2 separate regions of the Mus musculus genome follow, and region 2 is linked to region 1. A link is a loop called in an ENCODE intact Hi-C map of the cell type or tissue named here. Cell type or tissue: left cerebral cortex. All regions are shown on one strand. Each heading gives the region's core, and the rest is flanking DNA. Links, peaks and the distances in the headings are about the cores only. Region 1 holds the start of Dmrt2 (doublesex and mab-3 related transcription factor 2). Region 2 holds the start of Dmrt1 (doublesex and mab-3 related transcription factor 1).

Evidence for each region. Peaks named below come from ENCODE experiments on the same cell type or tissue, not always from the same donor. Only the 100,000 strongest peaks of a DNase experiment are listed, where the experiment ranks them.
Region 2: it touches region 1 in a loop (3-fold over the local background); 1 of 42 quality-filtered maps calls a loop at or near these places.

What each region holds. Positions count from the first base shown.
Region 1 is chr19:25,668,963-25,677,285 of GRCm38, reverse strand. It overlaps Dmrt2 (doublesex and mab-3 related transcription factor 2), which reads right to left and starts at 4,875. Exons shown (of 4, transcript NM_145831.3): 1 at 4,528-4,875; 2 at 3,310-3,870; 3 at 1,633-1,735. The coding sequence starts at 3,834. It overlaps 2610016A17Rik (RIKEN cDNA 2610016A17 gene), which reads left to right and starts at 5,047. Exons shown (of 2, transcript NR_045347.1): 1 at 5,047-5,208; 2 at 5,841-6,152. In left cerebral cortex, for the core only: a CTCF peak has its summit at 3,362; DNase peaks (open chromatin) are centred at 3,782, 4,501, 5,078, 5,410 and 1 more place; H3K4me3 peaks cover 1,164 bases.
Region 2 is chr19:25,503,783-25,512,105 of GRCm38, reverse strand. It overlaps Dmrt1 (doublesex and mab-3 related transcription factor 1), which reads right to left and starts at 6,400. Exons shown (of 5, transcript NM_015826.5): 1 at 5,905-6,400; 2 at 2,243-2,426. The coding sequence starts at 6,252. In left cerebral cortex, for the core only: no CTCF peak of the experiment used is centred there; a DNase peak (open chromatin) is centred at 528.

The sequences.
Region 1 (8,323 bases), core at 34-8,033:
GATATCTATACCTACAGCTGACGCCACTTTTATTTTCTAAAGATGTCTCATTATGTACACATTGTTACAGCTGTAGAATAATCCAAGGAGAACTAGGAGAAAAAGAAAAAGAAAGTTAAAGGAGATTAGGAAAGAGGGGGAAAAAAAAGAAGAAAAGACTTGAGGATATAGCGAAGTGAAGAGAAAGTTAACTAGCCCAAACACACAGCCACACAGGGAAACTAACAATTTAGCCTGGCTTCCTCTTGACCTCCAGAACAAACAAAGCAAGGCAAAACAGTGGGGGTGGAGGGGAAGACCCCTCCAGGTCACTGGCAACAACAGGTCTCCAGCATTCTTTCCCCAAGTTCATTCACAATGGCCAAACACCTAAAGGGCTGAACAAGCAGGTCGCGGGGATGCAGATGGAACCATGCACAGTCCACGAACAGAGGCAAAATCAAAAGCCAAAATCTAATACAACATAAATAGAATGTTTACAGTACTTCTCTGCTCCCAAACACTCACCCACAGGTAGCAGATTTTTCTGAAGAAGCTAGAGTAGAGCTTGTGTTTACCCAGTGGCAAGCCCATTATGCTCATTTGCAAATAGAATAAAAGTGGAAAATGATTGTTTCCACTAGGCTAAGTGTTTGGCAAAAAGTTATTTACTTGAGTTGACTTTTCCATTGAGACGTGGAGTGTCTCAACTTGCTTTGGCAAAAATCTCAGTTCATCAATGAGGTTCCTATGCCTGTAGATGTTTGCAGGCTTTGTAACCAAACTCACTTTTGAGTCCTCAGGAACTCTTTCTAAGGTCAGAAGTGCACAGCACAGGCTGAGACACACACTTTAAACCTGTCCCGGATCAGCTAAACTCAGAAGACTCACAGGAAAGGAAGAAAAGAAAAAGAAATCCTCAACTGACCGCTAAGCCCTTCTTTCTCTAAGCTGAGCTGTAGGAAGGGGTAGTTTAAAGCAGATCAAAGTGGATGTAGCTTCACTTTAGATAAAGGGAAAGGAAAAATGACAATGGCCAGTGCAGTGCTTAGCCCATCGATAAATAAACTCCATGCTTTAGAAAATCGTCACTATTTTAAGAAAAATGAGCGTGTCTCTAGGGCTTGTGGGAAATGAAGGCAAGGGGAGAAGTTAACTAGCAGCAAGCAGTTTGCTTGTTTGGTCCAAAGCCTCTCCCAGTCTGCAGCCTTGACTGACAGAAGCCATAAGGTAGAAGTGTGGAGAGGTAACAACCGGCTAAACTTCCAAAGAGGAAAAGCACGCTAAAGAGTGAAACCTGAGGCTAGAGGAGACGCTTGGTCACAGTAGCTATAACCTTACTTAGTTTACTCTGCCCATTAAACTCCTTCAATAACTAAGAGAGTTGCGGGGGCGGGGGAGGGGGGGGTGTTCCAGGATCACTTGACAGTGAATTTTTCTATGTCGCTCACACTTGGGTAAATTTCACCAGGTGTAACAGCGGAGGATAATACTGTCTTAGTGGCCAAAATCTCTGTGAGTTTTTTGCCCCAAGGAAAACTTCTAATGAAAATTTGCTCCTTCCTGGGCTAATATATAGATCATGCATGGAAATATTAAGTATCTCTCAACTCGGTTTTTAAAAGCCAAAGGACAACTTGAAGTTATATTTACCTTCTAAAATGCTTTTGGCCAGCAAACTCGGCGCCCTGACTTGCCTCTGGTACACTGCTTTCCGATCGAAATTGTTCTGTTTCCCAGAAAGCCCCTTCTTGTCCTGTAAATTCAAGAAACAACTGTGAGGAGCAGCATCCAGAAAGCCTCTGAAACCACCCCAACCTTTAACGCATTTGTTTTGCCAACTCTTATGAGAAAAAAATCATTCCAAAATAATTAACGGGAGTGCCTCTTAATCTCACGAAGCTGAGAACACGTGTAGAGAGGGAGGTGAGACCCACAGTCAAGGAGACTTTAAGAACAGAGCCTAGAAAGATTGGGTGGGGGGATGGTTGCCTCCTCAGTGTGAAAGTGCCCAGGCTGTCACCCTACCTTGACACTGAGGCAGAACTTGATGCCCATTAGGCAGAATATTAACTGCCTCTGAGGACCAAAAAAAAAAAAAAAAAAAAAAAAAAATACAGGGTGGTTTCTCCCCTAGGTGGAGTAGACACTATGGGGTGCCAGAGTTTGAGGGGGGTCTTCTGTATTTATCTAGTTCTCTGGAGGAGGTGGTATACGTGAAGGCAGAAAAAAAAACTCTTAAGGGACACCAGCCTGGGAGTCCTCTGGTCACTGCCAGGTTACTCCCAACTAGCCCATCTAGGAAAGAGGTTGAACCCAGAGCCAGGGCCATCTGAGGTTCCCCAAGCCCGTCTGGTGAGTTTGAGCAGGTTCCCTTTGGAGTCACCCACTATATTCGGTGACCTAACTACCTCCCAGCACCTATCTGCAGGGGAAGTCAAATCGAAAGTTTTCCCGGGGAACCCGGGTAGAAGATCAATTGCAGAGCACTTGCCTAAAGGCCACCTCGGCCAGGGAAAACAATCAAACAATCACAGGAATAACGATAACAAAGAATTCAACATTTTGCCTAACCTCAGGTCTGAGAGGAGATTCTGTGAAACCTGCATCACTTCCCCCAAAGCAACAAGAGGAAGTATAAACTCCAGGGTTCAAAAGTCTCTCTAGGAGAAATCCTGACTTCTCACAACAGAACCGCACCGCACCGCACCGCACCGCACCGCACCGCACCGCACCGCACCGCACCGCACCGCACCGCACCGCACCGCACCGCACCGCACCGCACCGCACCGTGGGGACTGCTAAGACCTCTAAGCATTCTCTGGCAGGTCACATAGTCAATAGCCTTGGACTGAGGGGCCCTTAACTCCGCTGTCATATTGGTCTCATCCGGAAAATGGGCATCAAGTTCTGCCTAAGTATCAAGGTGGGGCGACACACAGTGACAGCACCGCGTGCTGCTTCATCCTGACTGGACATCAACCGCTCTGTCAACCACCTTCCTCCCTCCCCAACCACCTGCAAAACTAAACCCGAAAATATTTATTTTTATTGACTTTTCCGCGATGTCCCAAATGGACCTAATTCCTTTGCCTCTCAATGCTTTTTGAATAGGAGACTTTTTCAGCACTTTCTGCATCGAAGGCCACGGCTTTCCCTCCGGAACCCCGCAGGCTAGCGAGACAGTGTCTGAACCTCTCCTGCCAGGCGATCTGAGATCGAGGGTCACTGGGTTGTGTGAGTGGAAGCCCAGCTCCTTGCTGTAAGGGACTCCCTCATCCTGCCTGGGCGCGCACCCTGGAGACCTATCCCCAGCCTGTCGGCACCCACCTCTGTGGCCTGCTGCCTCCGGAGCGCCACCTGGGCGGCCATGACACGCTGGCGCTCCACCACCAGCAGGCAGTTGGCGCACTGGCAGTCCCGCCAGCGACAGAATCGCTTGTGGCCCTTGAGACAGGATACCACGCCGTGGTTGCGGCAGCGTGCGCACTTGGGTGTGCGGCTCAGTTTGCGCGGCTCTGCGCCGCCACCGGCGGTGGCACCGCGCTCAGGGGCGGCGGCGGCGGCTGGCAGCGCCTGAGCAGCAGGCGGTGGCCTGGGTGCCAGTCCCCCGGGCTGCTCTGGCCGGCCTGGCACCTCCGAGGACACGCCGGGCTCCTCGCCGTCACCCTCGTCCTCCACATCTTCATCCTCCTCTTCTTCGTCCTCGTCCTCCTCCCCATCGGCCGCCGCCGGACTGGGTTCCTGCGGCGGCGTGGCCCGCAGTGGAGTCCCACAGCTATCTTCCTCCAGGTCTAGGCTTTCCACGTCGATCTCCCAGTCCCCGACTCCCGGGACTGCCTGCCCTTCCGTCATGACACTAGACTGTCGTTCGGCTCGGTTGCCCGCGCGCTAGGGAGACAGAAAAAGGCCTAAAGACCCGTCGCAATTAGGGACCCTCTCTGAGACTCGGCCCAGAATTTCTGCAAGGCCAGCTTTCCCCCTTGAATTACTCAGTTTTCTTCTACAGGCCACACCCGAGATCCACAGTTCAACGAAGCTTGTATTTTACTAATTCTAAGTGGTCTGTGCACCTGACCTTTAACCTGAGTCCTGTCTGCCTTTCCAGACAAGTCACCCACTGACCTTACTAACTGGCCAGTTTAAGCCACTTGTCAGGCTTTTCCACAGCCAGTTAACATGGCCATGATAAATATAAAAATGTCGAAGGTACAACTATCTTTCCTTTTATTACAAGGGACCTTGAAACCTCGTTTTCCAAATGTCTCTCATTGACCTACACCACCACAAAGACTCTAGAGAGGTCTTCTCGTCCCTCCGGTTCCCCTAAACCGATGCTCTATATAGGACACACACAGGGAGTGGGGGACACAGCCATGAAGCTGAAGAAGCTGGTCTGGTATCAGTAGTGCTTGAGCCGCACAAGGTTGAGGGAACTTGATTTTCATCTTTAAGGCAAGACAACCAGAAACAGAAAGAAGCCGTAGTGAAGAGTCACGCCCCGTGCCCTCCCTGGCTCCCGAGCAGCGGCGACAACACAGCACTCACCAAGAACCAGGCTCAGGCTAGCAACCCAGTTAAAAGAGAGCCAGCTTCAGGATCTGTCCCCCGGAGCTGCAGGCAGTGGGAGCAAACAGAATTGGGTCTGAGAGCAGGAGGCGGGAGCCCACTGGATGGCGACCGGGGGACAGAGGCCGGAGGCGAGTCAAGGCCTCAGCAACCTCACCCCGTACATTCCAAATTCTGCAAAGTTCTGTTCGGTCCTCTGCACCCTGGATCGCCTCACTTCACTTCCCACTTCTGGTCCAAAGAGGACGGAAAAGGTCCGGCCCGGACCCAGGACTCCGCCTCAGGCGCACCCTGCTTGCTTTCGGCGCAGAGACACTCACTGCAGTCGGGGACCTGAGCTCCCCTTCCTAGTATTATCCACCACCCACCCCCACCCCGAGCTCTGCGTCCTCTGATTGGTTGGTTTTCAGGCGGTGTGCACGCCGATTGGCCGGAGCACTAGGGCTGAGCGCCCTCCTCCTCAGCCCAGTGGAAGCTTCCCTTTAGCGCTACTGCGCCGCCGGAGTCCACCCGCCAGCCTTCGCTGCAGCCGGGTCCCTGATCCAGAAGCTAAACCTAAAAATGTGGGCAGTGGTTGCGGCGGAGCAGTCGCCTTTTATCTCGCCGACTAGAGAACAAGCTGATTCTCGTACTCTTATACATCGCGTTGTTCTCGAGAAGGTAACTAAGGGGTAGAGATCAGAAAGGTTAGCGTTGATTTCTATCGATGATATCATAATCTCCGGTGTTTAACCATCGACCGGCAGTTGGGCCGAGAGAAGAGGCCACTCTAAAGTGGGCACTCTGGCATCCTTCTCTCCGCACGAACAAGTCCATGTTTATCTTGCTGGTCAGCGCCCAGATGTCTTACAAATATCTGTAGTTTGTGGATAACTCCGAGGTGCAAAGCAGTTCCTTACTTCCATAGAGCTTGCGAGGCAGGTGGCAGCAACGACTACAGCCCATCTACGGTTTCCTGTTATCAGTGGATAGCACAGTCCATTCTGGGAGCAAATAGAAATAAACCACGCCATTAGCAATTTTAGATACAAAAAAATATTCAATCTAAGCAAGCATTTATACAAAAACTTTTAAAACGTAGCAGCCTTTTAGCATGTGTGAATGAGTGATTATCAAGAAAACTAACTTTCTTCTCTCTCTCTCTCTCTCTTTCTCTCTCTCTCAAAATACCCTTCACAAAAATGTTTGAAACAAAGTCAAATTTCCCACGAATAATAGAGAAGTCCTTTAAGCAACGCGACAGTCTATTACCTTAAGCTAAATTTAAAAATCCCATCGATGCTTCTTTAAAGGGTTCTCCTTAAGATCCAGCCCTCCGCAGGAAGAGCGGGTTAGAAAACACATCAGAAAACAGGTTGTCGATTTCCTGGGCACGCGCTACAGTGGCGATGGATATCTGTTGATGGGAGAAAATTTCGGAGCTGATTCTTTTCCTCTAATCCGAACCTGTCAGAAAATTCCAAGTCAACCAAGCTCGCCTAAGTGAGAACAAAGACCAGCTGCCTGCCTGCCTGCCTCCCTGCCGGAAGCGCAGGTATTCTCAGGCCCTTGTGAGGTTGAACGCTTCCTAATATCCAGTTAATGTATAAAGATGACTTTCTATATGTTCCTGTAGATTTTTTTCTTTCAGTGTCTCTGGGGGCCTTGAGGGGCGACTTGTTAGCTTCAAGGCTCCCCACTGAGGCAGCGGGGGAACTAATCCTTGGTACCGGTTCCTCAGCACCCCCTAGTTTCCTCATTTGTGGTCTTCCTTATCTAACTTAACTCGCCTAATTTTTTTTCTAACCTGGGTGGGTGCGTTTAAGTTCTTGACTACAGTAGAAACGTGTTTTCTAACCTTCGTTTTCTCCAGTGATGAAAGTGAGGAGTCCTGAAATTCCCATTGTCCTTCGGGAAAGCTGGGGACCTGGTCAAGAACCTTGGACCAGGATAGCCCTCTGCCCTGAAGGGACAGAGTGAGGAGTCCTCGGCTCTCAGCCGGAAATGGTCGCAGCTGGTTTGCCACGGCCTCTTGGTTATTTGTTGTTCTTGTTGTGGTTGCTTTGTTTTTGTTTTCGTAGCTCCCTAGCTGTCTTGCAACCCTTCAGATGTTAGCACTTGGAGTTAGGGTTAGAGCCTCCATGACAGGATTAGGCACTGGTCTTTTGTGTGTTGTTTTGTTTTTGTCAAATCATGCTGAGTTTTCTTCCACGAGAGCAACACCGAGACACACACACACACACACACACACACACACACACACACAGGAGACAGTCTTCTACCTTTGCAAACAGGCAGTCTGTGCGCATCTGCCCTCCGATTGAAAATGAACTATAACTCCACCACTCTACCCTGCCAGATCATGTGGATAACGGGCTAGGTTTTTATTCATGGCTTGTATAGCCCCTAAGAAGATAGAAGATAATTAGCCCTTCGCAAGTAATTTTAAATATTAACAAAGTTGAGAAAATGGGTTCGCTTGCTACCAGATGGCAGAGAGTAGAGCCGGGAGGGGAGCTTGTGAGTAGCTGTTTCCTGAACTGAAAGTAAACAGGACTAGGGAGCCCAGGAGCCTTTGTACTGGGCCAAACTTTAAACATCACTTGAGGAGGAGACAAATAACATTCCTGTGTATGAACCAGTCAGATGAGGCCAAAACAGGGAAATGGGGTTTGGGGATAGGGAGCCCTAAGACAGGGGACTAGCCCTTGGGAGTGTTATAGGGCAAAGACCAGGCTCTCTATGGTGGGCAGACTAGAAAAGGGGTGCTGAAGAGCCAGCCTACAGGCTTAGCTAGACCTCTAGCAGGTGGATACTCCCCTCTGGGAAGGACATCTTCTCCAGCACCCCAAGGACAGGTGAGGTGGGGGGAACAAAGGGCAATAACTTCATTGCTATCTAGGGATCCCCTTCCCCTCCACTTCATCTCTTTCCTCTGTGTGACCTCCCTCCTTATACCACCATCTGTGAGCTTCAGGACACGCAGCTGTAACCAAGAGCCTGTTGAATTACATCCTCTGGTCTTGAGGCCCTCCAGGGAACCACTTTCCCACCAGCGGCTGGAAAGTGAGATGGCTCTAGCGAGGAAGGTGGGGATTTACCCTAGGACAAACTTCAGGAAGTCCAGGACACTCCCATACTCTTAAGTGAAATTGTGAGTGCTTCTTCGGGGGGGCGGGGGGGGGAGGGAATAAATGGCCATGCCTTTTATTGAACCGCCAACGGATTCCAGAGTTACACAAACTCTTCAGTAAACTAAATGTTCAGGAGAAATAGGGGTGAGGACGCCTGGGCTCCAGCTGCTTATCCTAAGGATTATGCGACTTCTGTCCTTCCCCCCCCCCCCCCGCCCCCCAGCATCTTGGGAAGAGTAACTTCTCCTGGCCTGGCATAGGAAAACTTCAACTAGCAAGGATAGAACAAGTCACACTGTGAGATCTCCAAAGCAGATGTCCAAATCTCCTCTCTTCCAAGGGGGATAGCACTTGCATCCAGCAAGAGCCTGGCTTCTCTTCAGCCACTCTTTAAAAAGACCTTTAAACACACACACACAAATCCCTAAAAGGAGCCTGAAAACCTATACCAAGCCACAAACACAGGTCTTTCCAGTGCTTTCTGAGCTGTCACAAGGCTCAGTTGCAAGCTGTGAAGAGTTGGATTTCTTCCCCTACTGACCCACAAGGGTGAAGATGGAGCATGCCCTGGCTTGCTTCTGGCTCCCTTCACCTAACACACACACACACACACACACACACACACACACACACACACACACCTCTACACTCTTCCTGCCCCA
Region 2 (8,323 bases), core at 293-8,292, 170 kb after region 1:
AAAACAGAGTGCTGTTCAGGTGTGTGCCTCTATTTTTCTTTATATTGGTGCCAAGACTGGTGGGAAACAATACCCTTCCTAAAGAAATCAGATGCCAGGCGCTGTCTTTTGCAAGGCTACCTACCGATATGCAGTGTAAATAGAAGCCAAGCCCCACCTCACACTCCCAGTCAGAACACAGTCTAAACTGCAGCCCCAGTACCTCAGGGGGCAGATGCATCGCTGAGCTACCACTCCTTCATTCACTGGGATGTAGTCGCATGCATCACCATGCACTGGGAGCATGGGCACCTTTTTCTTGGCTAACTACAGTGACAGAAACGTAGACACACGTACCTGCTTCTTTGAGACATGCTTACCTTATTCCATGCAACAGCCAGGACTCATAGGAAGACACTTGCCCCGCCCCCTCTCCCCCACCCCCCCACCCCAGGAACCCTCTCCTTAAGATGTAGAAACAAGAAGCCCAGCGAGCTTGAAAAGCTTGTCTAAGGTTGCACAGCTATGGACGGACTCATCCATAGGGAATGAGTCATGCCATCCCACGCTGGTCAAGCTCAGAGAACAGCAATGCCTGAAAGCTTGATTAAGGTGGTACAGTGCAAGGCTGGCTTTTATGGGGTTTCACTGGGTTTCTACTGTGGCTCTCAGTAGGCACAGTGGCTCCCCTACCCAAAGCTTCCCTTGCTGGGGTTTCAGGTATCTGAGGTCAAGGATGGTCCAATGGAAAATTGCAGAAATAAATAATTTTTTTTCAAGACAGGGCTCTGCGTAGTCCTGGCTATCCTGGAACTCACTTTGTAGACCAGGCTGGCCTCGAACTCAGAAATCCACCTGCCTCTGCCTCCCGAGTGCTGGGATTAAAGGCGTGCGCCACCACACCCGGCAAATAATTTTATTTTGTTGTTACAATTACCCTAGTTATTGGCTGTTATTAAATATCTTACTAATTTACAAACTAAATCTTGTCACAGGAATGTAGATACAGGAAAACATAGTGTGTGTGTGTGTGTGTGTGTGTGTGTGTGTGTGTGTGTGTGTGTGTGTGTTTAGTACGTTCTTTAGCCTCAAGCACTTACCTGGGTTTTAAAACATGCTCCACAGATATGGGGCACTACTTACTTAATTGCCAGAAACTCCTAAATTCAGAAGAATATTAGCAGGTTTCTTAAGTATCCCTGCATTCCGAACCAATACCATCAACCTCTTTATTATCTGTTTGTGTGTGTGTGTGTTAGTGTGTGTGCACGCAAATGCCCGTGGACACCAGGAAGGGGCCCTGGATCTTCTGGACCGGGGTAACAGACAGTGGTGAGCTGGCTGGGAACTGAACTCCGGAGGAGCAGCAAGCGCTCTTACCCTCACCCCACTATCAACTATTTGAGGGACAGAATTTTTTTTTTTTACTGTGGTAGTCCTGGGCCATATGTGGCCAACTGAGAACTTAAACCATGGCTAGTGCACTGGAGGAACCAGAGTTTCTCACTGTATGTCAGTAGAATAGCTTTAAACCGCAATGGCTGGAGGCTTCTACAGCAGACAGTGAGTACTCGCATCCACCACGGTTCTCTGGGCTTTGTTGAGAATCCTGAATTCTGAGGCGGATGGACTGAGTTAGACTTCCCTAGTTCAACCAATCTGGTCAGTCAATTAGCTCCTCCTTCAGTGGTCAAGCAGGTTACAAAGAATTACTACCCCTACCTTACACCAACCCTGGGGTGGGGGTGGGGTAATGAGATGAATTTGCATATATACGGCCCCAGGAATGACCCTTAGCACATGGGGGGGGGCGACACATGCCAGCACACATGCCCCCTACATTCCTTCTCGGACTCACTCAAATGTGACATCTAGGATTTACCTCTTCAGACCCTTTCTGCTAAGAAGTGTAGTCCTTCCAAGAGGAAGAGAGAGCCAATTCCAGGAAACAGGGACCCTGAGCTCTCACCCAAGGGGACCCCCATCATGGACAGAGATGGTACATGGACAATCTCCCATCTCCCAGGTCATCTGGGATCCCTATCCTTCACACTGATCAACAGCTGCTTACGCTCTGCTTCTGGAAGGTCTGAGCATCTTGGGAAGCAGCCAAAGGCCAAACAGCAGAGGCAGAACCCTTCAGGAAACTCCTGATAAATTCACGTGGAGCTGGGGTTGTGGGGAATCCTGAGGCTGTTCACATGCCTACCACCCTCTTTCTTTCCTTGGCTGAGTCCCATGGGAGCCCACACCCCTTGGTTACCTGAGGCAGCGGGGGTTGGGGTGCTGGCCGGTGGGGGCTGGGCAGAGCTGCTGTTCTCGGCCATCAGGCACGGGTTGCTGGCATTATTCTCTCTTTTGACCAGGAGCTCGGCTGCGCTGGGCAGCGGAATTGGGTGGCTGATACCCAGTTCTTCTTCCTGGGCCTGCTGTCTTCTCAGGGCCACCTGGAAGCACAGACAGCAAGTCACACTCCAGCAGAGCACACTCACCTGCAGAGTTCTGCAAAACGACGTGGAAGAGAGGTCTCGTTTCTGCCTTGTCCTCCACTCACCTGGCTCCCTGGAGGCGCTGGCTAGTTTTACGTCAACCTGACACAAGCTGAAGTCACTGGATAGGAGGAAGCCCCAGCTGAGAAAATGGACTTGGTATGATCAGACTACAGGTAAGCCTATAGAACACTTTCTCAATTAGTGACTGATGTGGGAGGGCCCAGGCCATAGGGAGTGGTGTTAGCCCTGGGCAGGTGGTCCTGGGTTCTATATTTTTAAAAAGCTTGCTGAGCAAGCCATGGGGAGCAACCCACTAAGCAGTACTCCCTCATGGCCTCTGCATCAGCTCCAGTTTCCAGGTTCCTGGCCTGCTTGAGTCCTGGCTTCCTGCAACAATGACCAGTGATGTGGAAGTGTAAGCCAAATAAGCCCTTTCGTCCCTCCCCAAGTTGCTTTTTTGGTTATGGTATTATGTCACAGTAATAGAAACGCTAAGATATTAGGTAACTATAATATGCCACCCTGGAAAAACTGTGGAGTAAATGCAAAACCAAGAAAGGTCTTGAGGCCATTCACTCCTTCATTCAATACACAGGTTAAAAAAAAAAAAAGCCACTATATTGGGTAGACCAACAGTGACATCAGGTTAGACCCAAGTTCCTCATCGTTTAGGAGAAAAAGGAGCCATTGTTGTTTAGGAGAACAAGCAACATCAACACAAAATGTGCTAGATTCCCTACAGAAGAAAATGCAATCAAAATATCTTTAAAACAGAGGTAAAAAGTGTGTCAACAATCCCAGCATCTGGAAGGTTCAGAATCGAGAGTTCAAGCCAAACCTGCGCTATGTGTCAAGACCCTACCTGGAAAACGAAAAGCATCATGAAAAATCTACGCATCCTACAAGCAGCGACAAGCAGGTTTCTAGCAGAGCTGTAAGCATGGGATGAGCAGGGGTTGAAAATGCCAGGGGGAGGTCAGAGCAATCTGGAAGGACAACACCTGAGGGACCGCTGAGGAACCCCTCAAGAGTCCTTTCCCAGGGCAGGATGGCTCTAGCAGAGAAGGGATCTGGTGCTCGCATCCCTGGAGTGTGAGTGGCTCAGACAGGAAGGTGGCCTAGGACTGGAGGGAAAAAAAAAAGAAAGAAAGAAACAACCCAACAGGCTTTTACCAAGCTCTGCATGGTCCTTCTTCAACTTGTCTTTTAAATAACATTTGTTAAAGGTTAGGCCCCTAAAAGGCCAAAAGAAAAGAAAGTCTTTTGTTTTGACATGTAACAAAGCCAAAAGACTTTCTCTGGAAATTGACCATTGATGATCTAACACTCCCAAGTGAAGTACCAATACCTCAGAGACCCAGAGCCAGGAAAGAGTAAAGGTTAAAATCTACTGTCCAAGTTTAACCAATCGGGAGGTTTCACTCATAAAGGAAGCTCTAACCCTGACCGTGAGACCTTAAATAAGCAGTTGTTAAGACTAAATACGTTTAACTCTTACTTAGGTTTGTTTTTTGGTTTGGTTTGTTGGTTTTACATTGTATACATTAACCAAGAGCCTTGGAGATAGACTAGCAATGGCTTTGGCCAGGAGAAACTGGTACCACAGCAAAGGACTGAAGTATATCAAGACACAAACTGCATGCCCTGGCATACCCCAAATGTACAGCTTAGACATGCCATAAATGCACAGCTTTTCAAAAACCTTGTTAGGAAATGGTTCTTTAAACAGGGAAGAGGGTAGCACCTGGTATTTTAAAAGCATTGATTTTCAACTTATGTTTAATGTCTATTTCCAATTATTTGCAAGTTAGCAAAACCCATTATTATCTGGATTTGTAATCTTGAATTGCTTTTTGTTTTTAATTCAGCTTTTAACCTCAAACTCAGCCCCCTAATGAAGGAGATTCAAAATTAATGTCCCCATTTGAATATATATTTTATTCATTTGAGGAAACCCTTTCCATCTGTACTCTTCACACTAAATATGTAATCCAACTATTAAGTGTTCCTAATATTTTTACCTATAAGTATAATTTATAAGTCCTTATGTTTTATAATCTTGCAATGCTTTCAATATAATGTGGAACATATTCTTCTCATTCATTACAGATTAAGATAAAATGTCTTTTAAGAAACTAAAGAGAACTATTTTTTCCTTTAGCTTTCGCAATATGTGAAACCAAAGTATATATAATTTTAGACATATTTTATAAAGTGTGCCACCCATAGGGGTGTATAATCTGTAAGCGTTTGTGGAGTCCTAGTCAACTTTCTCATCTACATCACTTTCAAAAGATGTTCTTAACCAAAAGTACTTCGTCTTTAGCAAACATTTCTTTGGTATCTTGATTTTAAATAGCCTGCCTTAAGATGAAACATCATTCAGGGGGAAAGAATGTATATTATTGTCTTCTAAAGACCCTTTGGGATGCCGACGTTTAACTATTTCCGTCAAGCTGCTAAATTACTAGCCTGCTGTTCAAGCTACTTAAAAAAAAAAAAATGAAAGAAAGGAAAAGACCGATCTACAGGTCTTCAAACTGGCACCTTCCCTACACCTGTATTAAAAAAAAAAAAAAAAAAACACTTAAGCATAATTGAACTTCGATAACTTAGGTCGCGACTACAAATTTGTAAATGCTAGCATTTTCAAAATGGCTGAGACGCTTGCCCGGGTCCGCGGGGCGAACCCGGAAAGTGCGCCAACTGATGCGCGAACACGCTGTGCTCCCGCCCATCCCGAGGACTTTTCCAGAAAGGCCCAGGAGCAGCACCTTCCCGCGCCACCTGGGTGAAACCTGGCCCATGAAGCCAGGGACCCTAAGGGCCTGAATCCCCGCAACTCAATGTCTGTGTAACGAGAGGTTCGGGGCTATGGAGATTCTTCCCGGAGGAGCGAACCCCTCAATTTTCAGCTAGGGAAGTAGTTTAAAATCATGGCAGCTCTCCCAGTGGAGCAAACCCCTCCAGTCTGCCAGCAAAGTTTGAATCTCGGGACACCCCCACCGACGCCCAAACATTCCTGGTCCCGGGGTTTTCTGATTCAGGGAATCTCGCGACTCCGTTCGCAGAGCGCCCTTGGAGACTATGGGGGCCCAAGTGCGTGGCGAACCCCGAAATTCAGCTGGAAGACGAGGTCAGAATGAAGAGAACCCCGTGCAGAGTTAAATACTGAGCCACTCGTCTACCGATGGCGAGGGTGCACGTGTGCAGCCCGAATCCCACTTCATTGCTCGGAACAACCCCACCCCCACCCCACCCCGCGCCGCAAATCCGCGGGATTCAAGCAGACGGAACCCGCAACCCTCCATCGCCGCCCCACCCCCACCCCGACCCCGACCCCGGCGTCTGGACCGCGGCTCGCCCAAGCCGGCGTCCGTCGATGCTCCCCCACCCCCGCATCTTGCAGGCTTCCCCGGGAGCCCGGACTCACCTGCGCGGCCATCACCCGCTGTCGCTCCGCAATCAGGCTGCACTTCTTGCACTGGCAATCCCGCCACATGCAGAAGCGCTTGTGGCCCTTGAGCGGCGACGCGTAGCCGTGGTTCCTGCAGCGAGCGCATTTGGGCAGCCTCGGGGACTTCTTGCTTCCAGAACCCAGGCCCGACGGCCCGGAGCCCGAGGCACCTCCGCTGCCCCCCGCGCCCGAGCCTCCAGCCGCTCCAGCCATCGCCCCGGCAGCTTTGCTGTAACCTCCGGCTTTGCCCTGCGGCGGGGCCCCGGGAGCGTGAGGAACCTCCGTCGGGGTAGAGGGCTTGCCGAATGTGTCGTCGTTCGGCATGGAGCTTCGTCTCCCGCTCCCGGATCCACCCAGCCGGCTGCCTAGAAGGCGCGCAGGAGGCGGGTGCACCGCAGCTGGACCTGTAGTCTAAATGAAGAGCTCGGGGAGTGGGTGGGGGGTTGTACCTCTTTTCTTTTTTCTTTTTTCTTTTTTTCCCCTTTTGGCGCGCCTAGCCCAGGACTTTTGGATACTTTTCAGAACCTTCCGAGGATTGCGTGGGCGGGAGAGGGCGCTACGCGGCGTGGCCACGCCCACTGTCCCCCAACTCCATCCACTGCGCTTCTGCTGAGTGCAAGCTTGCACCAGCTGCAAAATTGCTACAAACCTCAGCCGTGTGCAGCGCACCAGCACGAGGAACTCTCTCTGCGCGCCCAGCTCCAAGGAATTGAGCTGAGCGCCAATGGTTGCTTGGAGGAGGTGCAGACCACCCTGTGTGGTCGACTAGCTCCCTTCCCTCACCCCTAACGCCCATAGAGGCCTCTTGGCTAACAGAGACTGGCAGCAATTTTCTTCCCCCCACCCCCACTCCCACCCTCTTATTATAAGAGTGAGACAGATTGAACATCCAAGAAAAGCCGGAGTCTTGTGTTTTTGCAGTTCGTGGGGCTCACGCGCCCCAAAAGTTGAAGGCCTGGGCTTTCTGCCTCCCACAGCCCTGTTTATTTGCTCTCAGGATTTCTACCACCTGGCTCCAGATAGATCAATGTGACATTAGGTGGTTCCCCTCTAGCCTGCTTTGCCGTTTGCTGTAGTAGATAGCTTTTGCCTCTGATGCAACTTCCTTTAAGGACTCTGCAGGCGTGTGGATCTCGGGCATTTCAAAACTAAATGTGACTAGGCATACTGTCATCTCAGCACCTGGAAGGCTGAAGCAGAAAATCCACCGTGAGCTCAAGGCCAGTCTATGGCCACGTAATGAGTTCCTGGCCGTTTAGAGTTATAAAGACCCTGTCTTGGAATACATAAGTAAATAGATTTTTAAAATGGAAGAGAGAGAGAGAGAGAGAGAGAGAGAGAGAGAGAGAGAGAGAGAGAGAGAGAGAGAGAGAAACTGAACTGGTGCCAAGCAGCGTGACAGAATTTGTAATTCCCTCACTGTGGTAGAGGCTAAAGGACCCTAAGTTTGCGGTCAGCCTGGGCTAAGTAGAGAGATCCAGCACCCAAAATTAAAAACAAACAAAATGTGAATCTGGGAGAGGGATCATGCAGATGGAAACATTACTCAAAACTCATTCCATGCTAAGATCTATTTTATTGTATGGAAATGAACGTCACAACCCAACCCCCATCCCCTGCTCCATCACTCTGGAGCCTTTCCTAGGTTTCCCACCTGCTCTCTGCCAGTGTCCTCTGTCCTCTGGCTTCACTTGGGGGAGCAAATGCCCTCAAGATCAGCTCAACCAATGTCCAGATTCCTGTGTCTCTCAAAGTCTGCACTCCCCAATAAATCACTAAATCAGAATGTCTAGCCTGGCAGCTAATATCTGTTATCTCAGCAACTGAGGAGTTGTGAATTCCAGGCCGGCCTGAACTACATACATACAAGATGAAGTCCAGTACAGCCCTACCCCCTACTCCCAAAAAAGTCTGTGTCTCTGCAGGAGCCTTCATTGGGGCTATTTCTTTAGTCTTCTGGTGTATTCCTGGCATACAGCCCCCTGCCCCTGAGGGCTATGGTTGGGTACTGTTTTCTACGTGAAAAAACAAAAGTTTGAGACCGCGGTTTTTCTCTGCATCTCTTAGCCTCTGACCCCCTTCCAGCTTGGACCAGTACTGGCCTCTCTGGCAAGTGTCTCATCTCTAGGCTTGCAATTACATGTGTACCATCAGGAGACTGTCATTGCAACCCTCCTCTGCTGCGTCTTACTAAAGTCCACACTCATCTTCCATGTTAGGGCTGTTTTCCCAGATGAGCACAGCCTTGGCTCCTCACAGAAAAGGCTACCTAGTAGCCGTGCCTTTTTAGCAGTTTGGCATGGTCAGGCACCTACCTCTGAAATGCCCTAATGTGCCTTTCACATTCCAGTTCCCATACCTATTCCCTCTGTGCGAGTTCTTCCCATTCCCATTC